Linked DNA regions of Homo sapiens: region 2 is linked to region 1. A link is an interaction called in ENCODE POLR2A ChIA-PET data of the cell type or tissue named here. Cell type or tissue: PC-3. All regions are shown on one strand. Each heading gives the region's core, and the rest is flanking DNA. Links, peaks and the distances in the headings are about the cores only.

The links. Peaks named below come from ENCODE experiments on the same cell type or tissue, not always from the same donor. Only the 100,000 strongest peaks of a DNase experiment are listed, where the experiment ranks them.
Region 2: POLR2A ChIA-PET joins it to region 1 with 11 read pairs; 4 of 35 experiments call an interaction of 5 or more read pairs at or near these places.

Annotation. Positions count from the first base shown.
Region 1 is chr7:100,595,135-100,603,422 of GRCh38, reverse strand. It overlaps FBXO24 (F-box protein 24), which reads right to left. Exons shown (of 10, transcript NM_033506.3): 7 at 8,200-8,288; 8 at 7,717-7,848; 9 at 3,222-3,392; 10 at 2,306-2,889. The coding sequence ends at 2,524. PCOLCE-AS1 (PCOLCE antisense RNA 1) reads left to right here. Exons shown (of 9, transcript NR_038910.1): 2 at 257-1,083; 3 at 1,740-1,803; 4 at 2,571-2,700; 5 at 3,234-3,383; 6 at 3,621-3,752. PCOLCE (procollagen C-endopeptidase enhancer) reads right to left here and starts at 1,060. Exons shown (of 9, transcript NM_002593.4): 1 at 872-1,060. The coding sequence starts at 966. In PC-3, for the core only: a CTCF peak has its summit at 2,787; no DNase peak of the experiment used is centred there.
Region 2 is chr7:100,791,424-100,798,934 of GRCh38, reverse strand. It overlaps ZAN (zonadhesin), which reads right to left. Exons shown (of 48, transcript NM_003386.3): 41 at 6,787-6,969; 42 at 6,456-6,530; 43 at 4,917-5,115; 44 at 4,677-4,815; 45 at 3,599-3,739; 46 at 1,470-1,569; 47 at 1,312-1,358; 48 at 1,138-1,228. The coding sequence ends at 1,203. Among named protein-coding and RNA genes, the nearest start is that of EPHB4, 32 kb to the left of the region's middle. RefSeq lists an enhancer at 4,361-4,908. In PC-3, for the core only: no CTCF peak of the experiment used is centred there; no DNase peak of the experiment used is centred there; H3K27ac peaks cover 1,203 bases.

The DNA of each region.
Region 1 (8,288 bases), core at 2,428-6,427:
ACAGAAAAGGGGTCAGGAAAGAGCAGGGACGGGTGGGACGGGGGAGCACTGGCAAGATGGGGATGAGGTGATGAGGATGAAACTCCAAGGAGGGAAGCTGGGGGATGAAATGGAAAGGCCTTGAGAGACCTGGGGCAGCTTCCACCAGCCAGGACAGGGCTGGGGTGTCCCAGACTCCCACAAAGATAAGGGAAAAGTGGGCCTGGCAACTCGACCATCCCTCCAACCCCAAGAGTCCCCACCCCCACCCCAACAGGAATTCCCGGAATCCTCCTCGGCCCCCCTTCCAGACTCCCGCCTCACTCTGCCTGGCAGTCCAGGGACAGGAGCCGCCTAACTACTTCCAGATGTGGACACAGCCACGAGGCGGTGGGGGGGAGGGGGTGGAGAGATGGAGGGAGCTGCAGTGGCGATGGCCCTCTGATTGAACCTGGAGGCCAGGCTCCGCGAGCTCCACACCTTAGCCCTGCCCCTGTTCCAAACTACTTCAGATTCTGACTCCCAAGTCTCCACTCACTGCCCCCTCCTCCCCCTACAATCCCTCTCGAATTCCTTCCTGGAATCCAGCTACCAGGCAAGTTCAGGAGCTTGGCTCTCTCTTGGGTTCTATGGGGGGTCAAGGATCTGGGTGGGTGGGGAGACTTAAGAGACCAGAGGACGAAGGTGGGGGAATGGGAGCAGTGGTGGCCTGCAGGAGACCAAGGTCTTGCAGCAGATGGGGAGGATTTGGGGGCCAGAGAAGGGTGAGGCGGTGGGGAATCTGGGGAGTGGTGTGTCAGCAAGGGAACCCAAAATATCTCCAGGCATAACCCCAAAGGAATCGGGGGTCTGAAGTTCACTGGAGCTGTCTGGAAGATGCCAAGAGACCTACCTGGTGTAGTTGGGGGTCTGGCCCTGGGCAAAAGGCAGCAGGGCGCAGGCAGTGAGGAGGGGCCCCAGGAGGGAGGCTGTGGCTGCAGGCAGCATGGCCCCGGGGGAAAGGCGCTGGGGTCCTCAAGACAGAGGCAGCAGCTGAATTTTGCAGAGCAGCAGCAGCGGTGGCGGCAGCAGCAGGATAATCAGCGCCAGATGGGGCAGCCTTGGGTGTGTGGGCGTGGGGACTGGCCAGTGGGGCGGGCAATGGGGAAGGCGGGACAGTGGCGTGTCCTGGGACCTCTCTAGGTCTAGGACACATAAATGTTGACCTTAGGAGGGGGAGGAGCAGTGAGGGGCAGAGGCCGTCTCCCAGGCCTCAAGTAACGTCATCGGGAACCCCACTCTGTCCAGTGAGGGAGTATCTCCGGGAACTTCTGAGGACTCCCTAGCCCCCATCCTCCCCCCGCCCCTGCTTCCTCAGCTCAGGAGCCCTCATTGCTCACCCCCTGCCTGACCACCCCTGCCAGCTCATTTTCCACTTCAATTTCTTTTTTTTTTTTTTTTTTTTTTTGAGACAGAGTCTCATTCTGTGACCCAGGCTGGAGTGCAGTGGCGCGATCTCTGCTCACTGCAACCTCCGCCTCCCGGGTTCAAGCAATTCTTGTGCCTTAGCCTCCCGAGTAGCTGGGACTGCAGGTGCATGCCTCCACACCTGGCTAATTTTTGTATTTTTAGTAGAGGCAGGGTTTCAGCATGCTGTCCAGGCTGGTCTCAAATTCCTAGCCTCAGGTGATCCGCCCACCTCGGACTCCCAAAGTGCTGGGATTATAGGCGTAGCCACCACACCTGGCCTCCACTTCACATCTCCATTGCCTTCTCTCCAGACCTGGGCCAGACTAGGCCAAGGAGAAGGAATTCTCACCCATGACCTCTTCCAACTACTTGAAGGTACAGGAAGCAAGGCAGGAGGCATGGGGTGTGGATGAAGGGAGTGTCCTTGTTACTCAGGAAGAGGTGGAAGGAGTAGAAAATAGAGCCCAAACCTGGGAGGTAAACAGAAGGGAGAGAGGAGGGGGGCTGGCTTCAGGCCGAAGGGAGATGGGTGGGAAGCTTTCGGGGGTCAGGAGGAACAGGCTGCCTCAGGATGGGGACAAGTCTAGTGGGCAGGGGATCCCAGTGGGGTAGCCAAGAGCATCTGTGCATAGAGTTGTTCCAGAAGGTAGGGCCAGAACTTCCCAGTCCAAACGACCAGGTGTGCTCTTGGGAGCAGGGAGTGGACAACAATGTGAAGGGTTCAGGCAGCATCAGCTCTGCTGCACCTGAGACCTGGAGCTGCTTGTGCTGCCTGCCCCTGCCTGGGCTCCTGCCCTCCTGCACCCACCAAGCCGGGCACCCACCCACCCCATCCCTGCCCCTGTCCCTCCCAGCCCCCAAGGCTTCCACACCAGGCCTCGCTGCAGCCTTTTATTCTATCCATCAAATCTCTTGTCCATGATAGTCAGGTTGGGGGCCCCTCCTGGGCAGCCCCCTGAACATTCTTACCCTGGTTAGCCGTCCCCACCCCCTAGCAACCCCTTCCCACACGCATGTGCACAATGGTCATTGCTCCTTAGTCCCTGGCCTGGGGCCGGACTCCCTCCTCCAGGGACTAGGCTAGCATGAGGGGGATTAGGTCTCAGGGGCTGGGGGCCCTACACCACCCCCGCCTCCTTCAGCCCTCTGCAGCATGTCCAGGGCCTCCCAGAAGAAGTCCTTCTGTGCGGCCATCAGGGGCATCCACCCTACGATCTCCTTCATCTTCTCCGTGCGGTCCTGCAACGTTTGGCAACTGTGGATCTGGCTGAGGTACTCCTCGCAGGCCTGGGCCATCCCCCCGGGGTCCTGGGGTGCTCTGGCCCCCAGGCTGGGCTCAGGAGTCCCCACCACCCTGCTGGCTGGCAGGTGGCGATAGGGGGCGTGCTGCTCAATGTCGTGGCTGGACAGGATGTATAGGCACTCCCTGGTGGCACAGAGGGCACAGGCACACAGAGGGACCTTGGAGGAGGAGAGAAAGGGGGCATGGCTGAGTGGTGCTTTCCTTGCAGGGTTTCCCAGGGTGCCCGGGCTAATCTGCCTATTGCATTCTTCCCTCTCACACCAGCCCTGAGCCGGCTAAGTCCCAGGGGTGTGTGAGGTTGGGCAAGGCCAGCACAGTCTGCTAAGGGAGAAAGCAGAGAGCGTGGTGTGCGGCAGAGGAGGGAGGTGGGGTGGTGCTAGGGAAATGGGACCCCCTGGGTCCCTGCAGGAGCCCCAGCTACAGCCTGTGGGCTTCCTGGTTCATGGCTCTCATCCTCCCTGGGTGCCCACTCTCCTGACCCCGCTCTGACCTTGACTTGGAGCTTGACGAAGGAGGCACTCCCCTTGGGCCAGCCTGGGAGGCGGCCCCCAGCCCCACAGCCGCAGCCCAGCAGCTCCTTGCTGAACTCTGAGCTCTGGCTCAGCACCAGGGAGTGGTTGAGGCCGCACCACAGGGTGATGGGCCGCTGCAGGTAACAAACCTGGGGACACACGGCCAGGGTCCCTGAGCAGGGAGCACCAAGGGACGGGGGGGCTGGGGTGGGAAAAGGTTGACTGGAAGGCTCGGGGCAGAATGAACTGGGGAGGAGGAAATGGGAGCCAGCACTGTCCCACGCCCCAGGTCTGCCCTGCTGACCCCTGCAGCCCCCATACTCTAACTGGTCACATAGGGTCTTGCACTTCTGTTGGTATCTCATCTATGCCCCCAGAAAATCAGCTCCTTGCCTGAGCCCAGGGCCTGCTGTGGTGTACCCCTCATTCTCAGCCCACCCGTCTATGCCAGTCCAGCCTCTCATCCTGCCTGCCAGCCTCGGGGAGACTTGCTTCTTGTGCAATTCCAGGTTAGACCCCAACACCACCCTGAGGAAGGACTTTCCCTTCCACTATCCCTCCCTTCCTGCTCTAGTATTATCTTTTCTTTCTTTCTTTCTTTTTTTTTTTTTTGTTTGAGACAGAGTCGGAAGGCTGGAGTGCAGCAGTGCGATCTCGGCTCACTGCAACCTCTGCCTTCCTGGGTTCAAGTGATTCTCCCACCTCAGCCTCCCAAGTAGCTAGGACTACAGGTCCTTGCCACCACACCCATCTAATTTTTGTATTTTTAGTAGAGAAGGGGTTTTGCCATGTTGACCAGGCTGGTCTCGAACTCCTGACCTCAGGTGATCTGCCTGCCTTGGCCTCCCAAAGTGCTGGGATTACAGGCATGAACCACTGAGCCCAGCCTCCACTCTAGCATTTTTATTTTCTCTTTTCTTTTTTTAGAGATGGGGTCTCATTCTGTTGCCCAGGCTGAAATGCAGTGGTGCAATCATAGCTCACTGCAGCCTTGACCTCCTGGGCTCAAGCCATTCTTCTGCCTCAGCCTCCTGAGTAGTTGGGAATACAGGCATGTGCCACCACACCCGGCATGTGCCTATAATTTTTAAATTTTAAATTTTTAAATTTTCTATAGAGATAGTGTCTCACTATGTTGCTCATGGTGATCTCGAACTCCGGGCCTCCCACCTCAGCCTCTAGCATTTTTTTTTTTTTTGTAGAGACGGAGTCTCGCTCTGTTGCCCAAGCTGAAGTGCAGTGGCACGATTTCAGTTCACTGCAACCTCCGCCTCTCCAGTTCAAGCAATTCTCCTTCCTCAGCCTCCCGAGTAGCTGGGACTATGGGTGCACACCGCCACACCTGGCTAATTTCTTTTGTATTTTAGTAGAGACGGGGTTTCACCATGTTGCCCAGGCTGGTCCCGAACTCCTGGGCTCAGGCAATCCACCTGCCTTGGCCTCCCAAAGTGCTAGGATTACAGGTGTGAGCTAGTTGAAATGCTTAGCCTAGCATTTTCAACTTATCACATAATTCTTTTCCAAAATGGCCACCCTGTTTTTGAAAAAAAAGCTTCTACTTGCTTCCTGCCGCTTCCTGCCTCTCTCTCTTAAGCAGCAGAGTTGGTTACATGACCAATCTGAGGCTGACCACATTACTGTTCCTTCCCACAGCCAGTCTATCCAGCACCTCCCTGGGATCTCGCTTTTCTCTCTATTACATTACTGACATGCTCTCTCTAGAGGCACTTGGCCTCTCAGTGGCTAAATCCCAGGGCGTCTTCTGCCCCCTCATTCTCCTGAGCCTGTTAGCGCTTTAATTCTGAAGACACTGATAAGTAATTTATGGTCATTCTAGAAAAATTATGAAACATTGGCAAGCAAAAAATTAATTTTAAAATCATTGGAAATCCCACCATCTACTATTAACATCTTGCTAGATATTCTTCACTGTTGGCTAAACAAACAAATACACATAAATTGTATATTTTTTATTTTTTAGAGATAGGGTCTCAGTGTCACCCAGGCTGGAGTGCAGTGGTGATCACAGCTCACTGCAGCCTTCAACTCCTGGCCTCAAGCAATCCTCCTGTCTCAGCCTCCTGAGTAGTTGGGATTACAGATGTCAGCCACCATGATGGGCAAGTTGTGTATTTTTAAACAAAAAATGGGATGGGGCCAGGTGTGGTGGCTCACACCTGTAATCCCAGCACTTTAGGAGTCTGAGGTGGGAGGATTGCTTAAAGCCATGAGTTCAATATAAGCTTGGGCAACATAGCAAGACCCTGTCTCTAAAAAAAAAAAAAACAAAAAAAACAAAAAAAACAAAAACTTATCTGGGCGTAGTGGCGCATTCCTGTAGTCCTAGCTGCTTGGGAGGTTGAGGCGGGAGGATCTCTTGAGCCCTGGAGTTGAAAGCTGCAGCAAGCTACGATTGTGTCACTGCACTCCAGCTTGGGAAGCAGTGGAGACCATGTCTCAAAAAAGTAATAATAAAAATAAAAAGAGGCTGGGTGCGGTGGCTCACACCTGTAATCCCAGCACTTTGGGAGGCCAAGGTGTGCAGATCACCTGAGGTCAGGAGTTTGAGACCAGCCTGGCCAACATGGTAAAACTCCGTCTCTACTAAAAATACAAAAATTAGCCGGGCATGGTGGTGGGCGCTGTAATCCCATCTTGGCAGGCTGAGGCAGGAGAATCACTTGAACCTGGGAGGCAGAGGTTGCAGTGAGCCGAGATCGCGCCATTGCACTCCAGCCTGGGAGACAGAGCAAGACTCTATCTTGAAAATAAAATAAAAATAAAAATAAAAATAAATGGTACTATGTAAACCATTTCATAAAAGTCTTTTTCACCTAAAAATATGGCATGACTATCTTTTCCATGTCAGTAGTAAATGTATCTTACATTGTCACACCATCAATTAACCCTACCACCCACCCCATTTGGAACTTCCTTCTCATGTGGCTTCTGGGACAGTGTTAGAGGGGTGCACGGCCTGTCTTAGAGGCACCTCTTCATCCCCTGTCTACCACAGGGCCTACTTCTCAGAGTTGCTTTTCAGTCTCTACTTCTGTTTGTTCAACCATGTTCCCAGGTAGAATCTAATTGCCAGCTAGACGTTTCCAATTGAGTGTGGTTTTTGTTTTGTTTTGTTTTGAGACAGAGTCTCTCTCCGTTGCCCAGGCTGGAATGTTGTGGCACGATCTCGGCTCACCGCAACCTCTGCCTCCCAGGCTCAAGCAATTCTCGTGCCTCAGACTCCCGAGTAGCTGGGACTAAAAGCACCCACCACCACACCTGGCTAATTTTTTATTTTTTCTAGAGACAGGGTTTCACCATGTTGTCCAGGCTGATCTCATGCTCCTGGGCTCACGTGATCCACCCACCTTGGTCTCCCAAAGTGCTGGGATTACAGGTGTGAGATATCTTTCTTCCAGAGCCACCTCTGTCTTATACCCCTCTCTTCTACATCTAATCAGTTTTGAGGCCCTATTCATTTTCTTCCCAAATAGCTCCTGTATCCATTCCTTCCCATTCTCGCTGCAGCACCAGGCGCTTGTCTCAAGTGCTGTCATCACTCAACAGCCTCCTGGCGGGCTCCCCTCCTTGGCCTCCTCTGCACAAGGCTCCTGACACATTCTCAGTCACCTCTTGGGGGTTGCCTTCTCCTATTCCAGAACCTGCAGTGACTCTTCCCCAAATCTACACCTCTCTAAGCTTGTGCCCACCTGTACCACCTCATACCTCAGTGATTCCCAAGATGCCTTCTGTGCTTTAGTGAGACCCGTCTTGTCACTGTCCCAGGTATGTGCAAGTTTCGTGCCTATCCCCCTCCTCATCACACAGAATGCCTTCTCTATCCCTACCTAAGTCTTATGTAACCCACGATGCCCTGCTCACATCTTTTTTCTTTTTCTTTGAGACGGAGTCTCGCTCTGTGGCCCAGGCTGGAGTAGGGTGGCACGATCTCAGCTCACTGCAACCTCAGCCTCCCAGGTTCAAGAGAATCTCCTGCCTCAACCTCCTGAGTAGCTGGGATTGCAGGCATGTGCCACCACAGCCAGCTAATTTTTTATATTTTTGGTAGAGACGGGGTTTCACCATGTTGCCCAGGCTGGTCTAGAACTCCTGACCTCAAGTGATCTGTCCACCTCGGCCTCCCAAAGTGTCGGGATTACAGGCGTGAGGCTCTGCACCTGGCCCCTGCTCACATCTTACCTCTTCTAGAAGTCTCTAGCCTGCCCAGGTCACCCACCCTACCCCTTCACTAAATTCCTATTGCATTTACAGTGTGCACTGCACAGAATGGACCTCGTAGTGCCAACCCTGGGTAAGACATGGGGTAGTACCACTGGCATTACATACTGAGTGGCTTAACTTCCCAAAGGAACAGAAATTGGATTCTGTGGAATCTGGAGAAGTGGACAGATCTGGGGGTTAGGGAATTGGAGGAAAGGGGTTGGGATGAGAGTTGCTGGGAAATAGTCTCACCTGTGTGGGTTCCCCTCGGTCCATTTTGTCCCCTGTTCCTAGCTGCCCGTATCTGTTATTTCCTTGCATGAAGATTCGGCCAAATTCATCCACCAGGCCAAGGTGGTTGTAGCCAAGAGCACAGAATAGGATCTAGCGTGCAAGATAGAAAGGGGATAGGGATTCCATTCCCTCCAGAGGAACTCTGAGTTCCAGAGTCTCCAAGCCACTAACCTGCCATCCCCAGCTGATCTCTTTCTATATATATATTTTAGAGATGGGATCTCACTATGTTGCCCAGGCTGGTCTAGAGCTCCTGGGCTCAAGCGATACTCCCTCCTCAGCCTCCCTCCGCACCGAGCCCCCAGCTGATCTCTTTTGGCATACCTCTCCCTGGGGATCCCCTGCCCCTCTGGATCAATAATCTGATTCCTATAATACTTCAGACCTTCCAATCCCTACAGCGCCACCCCTCTGGTTTGCCCCGTCCCTCCAGGAGCCTACCTTGGCAGGCAGTGAGAGAGCAAGCGGCATCTGCTGGTCCAGGGGGTCAAAGGCTTGAAGGGTCCCAAAGAGATCGCGATACACCCCTG
Region 2 (7,511 bases), core at 1,906-5,905, 200 kb before region 1:
AGCCCCGGGGGTCAAGGCTGCAGTGAGCTATGACTGCACCACTACACTCTAGCCTGGGCAACAGAGTGAGACCTTGTCTCTAAAAAAAAAGAAAAAGAAAAAAAAGCCACATTCCCCAACCTTAGTCTGTACTTGACATGTAAAATTTCTCAGAATCACCTTGGTGGGGAGCCAGAGGCCACGTCCTCTAAGCACTCGGATTCCTGAGGTGAAGTCTTCTCCTAAATCAGAAGCCGAGGGTCTGGGGCTGCATCCCACCCTCCATTCCCCTGCCCGCCCTGTTCCTTCTGCCCTCCCTGCTCCTTCTGTCTCCCCTAGTGATGTCAGCCTCGCCGGGACTGAATGTGCCACCCGCATGTGGCTTTCTCTAAGGGACAACACCCTCACCTCAAACCTAGGTTCCTCTCCCCTCTAGACATTTTGCACAGAACCCAGCCCTACCTAGGCCTCCACGTGCCTCTCTCCCTCATTTTCCTCCCTCCAAGACCCAACTTCCTCCACTATAATCATGTGGACATTCACGTCTCAAAAATACATAATTTTGGGCCAGGCGTGGTGGCTCATGCCTATAATCCCAGCACTTTGGGAGGCCAAGTCGGGCAGATCACTTGAGGTCAGGAGTTCGAGACCAGCTTGGCCAACATGGCGAAACCTCGTCTCTACTAAAAATACAGAAATTAGCCAGGCAAGGTGGTGTGTACTTGTAATCCCATCTACTCAGGAGGCTGAGGCAGGAGAATCGCTTGAACCCAGGAGGTGGAGGTTGCAGTGAACAGAGATCACACCACTGTACTCCAGCCTGGGAGACAGAGCGAGACTCCATCTCAACAAAAAACTGAAACAAAAATAAATAATTTTGGCCAGACACCATGGCTCATGCCTGTAATCACAGGGCTCTGGAAGGCCAAGGCGGGAGGATTGCTGGAGGCCAGGAGTTTGAGACCAGCCTGGGCTACATAGTGAGACCCGCCCCCATCTCTACAAAAACAAAAATGTTAAAATTTAGCCTTCGTGGTGACGCATGCCTGCAGTCTCAGCTACCCAGGAGGCTGAGGCAGGAGGCCCAGGAGGTTGAGGCTGCAGTGAGCTGTGATCGTGCCACTGCACTCCAGCCTGGCGACAGAGCAAGACCCTGTCTCAAATAAATAAATATATAAATTTATTTAATCTTCTTGTCTGAAGACAGCTCAAAACTGAGCAACTTAACAGGCACAGTCCAGAACAGTATCTGAGGAGAAAGCAAGAAAACCATGTATGAGAGGAGACTCAACTCTAGGCCCCGAGGTTCCGGGCTGTGGGGTTGGTTCTCACCTGTGTCCACCAGCCTGGCCAGTCTGTCTCCCTCCTGCGTTTTCTCTCTAGAAGGCATGGGGGAATAGACATGGGTCCCCAAGTGGCCCTTTACGGGCCCAGCCGCTTCCCGGTTTGCACACCCCACCCGCCCTTCCTCTCTCCTTCCCAGGACTCACCTCTTCCTCCTCGTTCTGTAAATGCACTCTCTGGTCACGGCCAGTAGTACGACCACCACAGGCACCAGCAGTCCCAGTAGGACGCCCACCAGGTTAGATGCTTCTGGGTGCGGGGAAGAGACATTAGGTCGAACGTGAGACGGGAAGGGTGGGGACTGAGGGGTACTCCCTTTTGGGGATTGCTTGCTACCCCAGGGGACCTCATCTCTCTAAATCTCTAGGTGTGTCTGCTTCTTCCTCCAGGAGGTTCTCACCTCCAGGGACTCCAAGGTCTTAGTGCCCCCTCCCCAACCCCCGCAATGTTTTCTGTTTGCCATAAGCCTTTTTAGACAGAGTCTGGCTCTATTGCTCAGGCTGGAGTGCAGTGGTGCGATCATAGCTTTCTGCAGCCTTGAACTCCTGGGCTCAAGCAATCCTCCCCCTCAGCCTGCTTTCCAAGTAGCTGGGACTATGGGCACATGCCACCACACCCGGTTAATTTTCGTGATTTTTTGTAGAGATGGGGTCTTGCTATGTTACCAGGCTGGTCTTGAACTCCTGGCTCAAGTGATCCTCCCGCCTTGGCCTCCCAAAGTCCTGAAATTACAGGCATGAACCACCACGCCTGCCCTCCCTTAAGCCTATTTAGGTGGGCAGCTGTTTCTCTTAGGTCCCCTAGAGTCCAGGTGTCATCTCAGCCAGCATTTCTCAAAGAGTAGCCCTGGAGTCACTTCCATAGTTTCCTGGGCCCTTGTTGAAAATGCAGATTCTGGTTGGGCACAAAGGCTCACGCCTGTAATCCCAGCACTTTGGGAGGCCAAGGTGGCAGGATCACCTGAGGTCAGGAGTTTCAGACCAACCTGGCCAACATGGCGAAACCCCATCCCTACTAAAAATACAAAAATAGCCGGGCGTGGTGGCCGGCGCCTGTAATCCCAGCTACTCAGGAGGCTGAGACAGGAGAATCACTTGAACCCGGGAGGTGGAGGTTGCAGTGAGCCGAGATCACGCCACTGCACTCCAGCCTGGGCAACAGACCAAGACTCAAAAAAAAAAAAAAAAAAAGCAGATTCCTGGGCCCACTCCAGACCTACCAAATCTGATCTTTCAGAGTGTGTCCTGGAATATACATGTACACAAGTTACCCCGTCTTCAATCTTAGGCAAGATAAAGCTGGAGAACCACTGGCCCAGAAGCCCATGGGAATTGTAGTTTGGGATAGGAAAGGACAATGGAAGGTGCTGGAGAGGCACAGAAGGACACAGGAGGAGGAAGCAGCAGGGGTGAGAGATACAGGTCACAGGAGTGGGGAGCTGGGCTTCAGAGAGAAGATTTCACAGTATATAGGTAGGAGATGGGCACAGGAACTAGTTTTTTGTTTTGTTTTTGGTTTTTGTTTTTTGTTTTTTTTGAGATGGAGTCTTGGTCGCCCAGGCTGGAGCGCAGTAGCGTGATCTTAGCTCACTGCAACCTCTGCCTCCCGGGTTCAAGCGGGTCTCGTGCCTCAGCCTCTGAGTAGCTGGGATTACAGCTGTGCACCACCATACCCAGCTAATTTTTTTTTATTTTTTTATTTTTTTTTAGATGGAGTCTTGCTCTGTCACCCAGGCTGGAGTGCAGTGGCTTGATCTTGGCTCACTGCAACCTCCACCTCCCAGGTTCAAGTGATTCTCCTGCCTCAGCCTCCCGAGTAGCTGGGACTACAGGCGCACACCACCACACCCGGCTAACTTTTTGTATTTTTAGTAGAGACGGGGTTTCACTTCGTTAGCCAGAATGGTCTCCATCTCCTGACCTCGTGATCCGCCCACCTCAGCCTCCCAAAGTGCTGGGATTACAGGCGTGAGCCACCATTCCCGGCCAGGACTGGTTTTTTGAGGATGCTTGTCCTGCGAATTTCTAGGGATTATATTATAATTCCTACTATAATAATATATGTAATATATAAATAGATAATTAATATACAAGATATATTAATATATTAATATCCATTATAGCTACAAATTGTTATGTTTATAATATATAATATCTGTAACATAATATTATAATACATATCATTCTATATGTGAATATAATACATATAGAATCATTCTGTGGTTGTCGGCCAGGAAGAGGTTGTGAGGGTACAGGGCCTTGGACGATGCCCTCACCTGGCTTTCTGGGAGGTGGCGCATCTCGAGGCTCCATACACAGGCCTCCCCCGTAACCAACTTCACACTCGCAGGTGAAGGTGGCTCCCTGCTCCCGACACTGCCCGTCATTCTGACAGGGGTTCTGCAGACACGGGCTTTCTGCAAGGACAGAGAGGGTTGTGGGAGGGGGGCCCTGGGAGGACACTCCCAGCTGAGGGAAGGCCTGGCTGGGGGCTGGGACGCCCGGGGAGAAAGCAGCGGCTGCCAGAGACTGGCCAGGGGTCAGCCAGCCTGGCTCCCAACCCTGCCTCACTAGCCCTGGGCTTTGGGGAAACTTCCTTCCTTTGAAACTCTTTCATCTCTTCCTTCCTCTCTTCCTTTCTTCCTCCTTTCCTCCCTCCTTCTCTCCTTCCCTCCTTCTCCCCTCCTCTCCCTTCCTCTCCTCTCCCCTCTCCTCCCTCCCTTCCTTTCCTCCCCTCCCCTGCCCTCCCCTCCTCCCTTCTCTTCTCTTCTTTTTTGAGACAAGATCTCACTCTGTCACCCAGGCTGGAGTGCAGTGGCACAATTATAGCTCACTGTAGCCTCAATTTCTTGGGCTTAAGTGATCTTCCCACCTCAGCTTCCAAGTAGCTGAGACTACAGGAGTGCACCACCACACTCAGCTCTTTTTTTCTTTAATTTTTAGTAGAGACGATGTCTCCCTATATTGCCCAGGCTGATCTTGAACTCCTGAGCTCAAAGCAATTCGCCCACCTCACCTCCAAAAATGCTGGGATTACAGGCATGAGTCACCCACGCCCAGCAGGAAACTGCTTAACCTCTCTGAACTCCATGTTTGTTATGTATAAATTAGGAGTGCTGTGCTAACCATCAGGGCTGAAGGAGATCATGGGAAGGAACGCTAGGGAAGGATTCGGTAGGTCATGGATGCTTAGGGATCGGGAGATCTTTGTCCTTTGTCCCTCCCTACAAAGGCAGGGACAGACATCCTGAAATCAATGTGGAAGAGTCCTGAGGACAAGGAGGGGACGATCCTTGGTCCATGGACGCCCCAGGGCATGGGGCAGCTTGGAACCGGGCAGGAGTGCAGGTTCACCTGGAAAGCAGCCTTGGGTGTGGTTCCCCAGGGTGCAGACCTCCCCCGCTCTGCAGCTGAAGGGCTCACACAGCAGGATCCGTGAGCTGGCACAGGTGCACCGCTGAGAGCAGTCCTCAGTCAGAAAGCTGCTGCCCAGCTAGAAAGGGGAAGGGCCAGGAGGAGACGTTCCAGTTCCATCCCTGGTCTGGCTCTCCTTGGCGCCTCTGCTCCCCAGGGCCTCCTGCTGCCAGCTCAGACCTGGTAGTAGATGCCATTGCTGGTGCAGCCACAGTCAGCCAGGGGAGGCTCTGGGTGCCACTGTAGGCATAGCCTGGGATGCTGGCGCAGCCTTCCACGCAGGGGCCCTCGCAGTCCCCGGGGTCTGCCAGGTTGGCACAGGATGCTGGGCAGGGTGTCATACAGCTCTGATATATGGTACCTGCTGGACACTCCATGGCTGCGGGGACAGTCATGGTCAGAAACTGGCTGGGGCTGGGCAGGCCAAACAGGGGCAAGGTCACCCGATAAAACTCAGAGTAGGCTGGGCACAGTGGCTCACACCTGAAATCCCAGCACTTTGGGAGGATGAGGCAGGTGGATCACCTGAAGTCAGGAGTTCAAGACCAGCCTGGCCAACATGGTGAAACCCCATCTCTGCTAAAAATACAAAAATGAGCCGGGCGTGGTGGCGGGCACCTGTAATACCAGCTACTCGGGAGGCTGAGACAAGAATCGCTTGAACCCAGGAGGCGGAGGTTGCAGTGAGCCGAGATCATGCCACTGCACTCCAGTCTGGGCAACAAAAAGCGAACTCTGTCTCAGACAACAACAACAAAAACAAAAACACTCAGCGTTGCATATAGGCAGGAAGCTAGAACGTGTTGCAGCTTCATCTAGGGTCTTTTTTTTATTTTTTATTTTTTTAAATTTTTTTTAGAGATGGAGTCACTCTGTTGCCCAGGCTGGAGTGCCCAGGCTGGCGTGATCACGGCTCACTGCAGCCTCCAACTCCTGGGTTCCAATGATCCTCCCACCTCAGCCTCCCTGGTGACTGGAGTTACAGGCATGCACCACCACACCCGGCCAATTTGTTAAGATTTTTATAGAGATGGGGTCTCACTGGTTCCCCAGGCCGGTCTCAAACTCTTGGATTCAATTGATCCTCCTGCCTCTGCCTCCCAAAGTGGTGGAACTACAGGTATGAGCTACCATGTCCAGCCTGTCTAGTCTTTTCTTTTTTTAATTTCTTTCTTTTTTTCGTTCTTTCTTTCTTTCTTTCTTTTTTTTTTTTTTTGAGATAGGATGTTGCTCTGTTGCCCAGGCTGGAGTGTGGTGGTGTGCGGTCATGGTTCACTGCAGCCTGGCTGGAACTCCTGGGCTCAAGCCATCCTCCAGCCTCAACCTCCCAAAGCACTGGGATTACAGGTGTGAACCACCACGCCCAGCCCATCCAGGGTCTGCAACATTAGAACATTTGAAGGAACTGGTTGAGCGAAGGTGGACCTTGGCAGGAAGGAGCGGGATGCGGGATGGGGTTGGGAGGCTCCCAGGCAGGGGCAGAGAAGGAGCCAGGCTGCCGGTTGTGCTGACTTGGACCTGGGACTAAGGCAGAAATTCGAGGGATGATGGGACTAAGACAGAAAGCCCGAGATGAGGCAATGGTGGGAAGAGCGTTCAGCAGAGGTGGACGGCAGAGGGGTCAGGGTCGGCACAGGGAGGGGCAACACCTCACCGCAGAGGGTGCGGTCCCGCCAGCCAGCCAGGGCAGCGCCCGCCTCCTGGCAGAGGATGGCGTACCCACTGAGGACCTGGCAACGCAGCTCCTCTTGCTCTCTTGGGTCCTGAGCAGAGCACAGATCCAGCACGCAGTGCCTGGTGCAGAGAGGGGGCAGGAAGGGCACAGTCAGTTTGGGGAGGGGAGGAGACCCACCCCTGCAGAAGAGAGCCTGGAACCCCAAACAGAAAGACATCAGTCGGTGTCCAGTGAGGGTCACAAGGAAATTAGGCCACAGGGAGAACGGAGGAGTGAACCACACAGAGCTTGGGTCAGGAAGCGGGCAGGAGGCCCCAGGGAAAGACCAGAGCAGGCACCTGGGCCATTCCCACAAGTCCTGGGCCCATGACTCACTCTTGGAAGGGCTCTGGGGCCACCGTCTGGTGACAGGCAGCAAAGGGGCCCTGGGGGTCTGCCAGCACCCTACAGGCCTGGGTGCTGTTGCTCGCCAGCTGCTCCGGGCTACATTCGGACACTTGGAGGCCCGTGCGGAGGCCCAGCTCCGCCCCTTGTCCCTCCTCCTCCGCTGGTATAGCCCTGCAGTAGAGACAGCCACGGGGTCAGGTGAGGCCCCAAGGAAGGTGAAGTGGGGGAAGAAGAAGAACTGATTAGCCGGGCATGGTGGTGGCTGCCTGGAGTCCCAGCTACCCGGGAGGCTGAGGCAGGAGGATGACTTGAGCCCAGGAGGTGGAAACTGCAGTGAGCCAAGATCACGCCACTGCACTCCAGCCTGGGTAACAGAGCACGACCCGGTCTCTAAAAAATATATTTTAAAAAAAGAAATAAGAACTACTGGGGCTGGGTGTGGTGGCTCACACCTGTAATCCCAGCACTTTGGGAGGCCTAGGTGGGCAGATCCCTTGAGGTCAGGAGTTCGAGACCAGTATGGCCAACATGGTGAAACCCTGTCTCTACTAAAAATACGAACATTAGCTGAGCGTGGTGGCCCATGCCTGTAGTCCCAGCTACTTGGGAGGCTGAGGCACGAGAATCACTTGAAACTGGGAGGCAGAGGTTGCAGTGAGCTGAGATCATGCCACTGCACTCCAGCCTGGGTGACAGAGGAAGAAGAAGTAGGA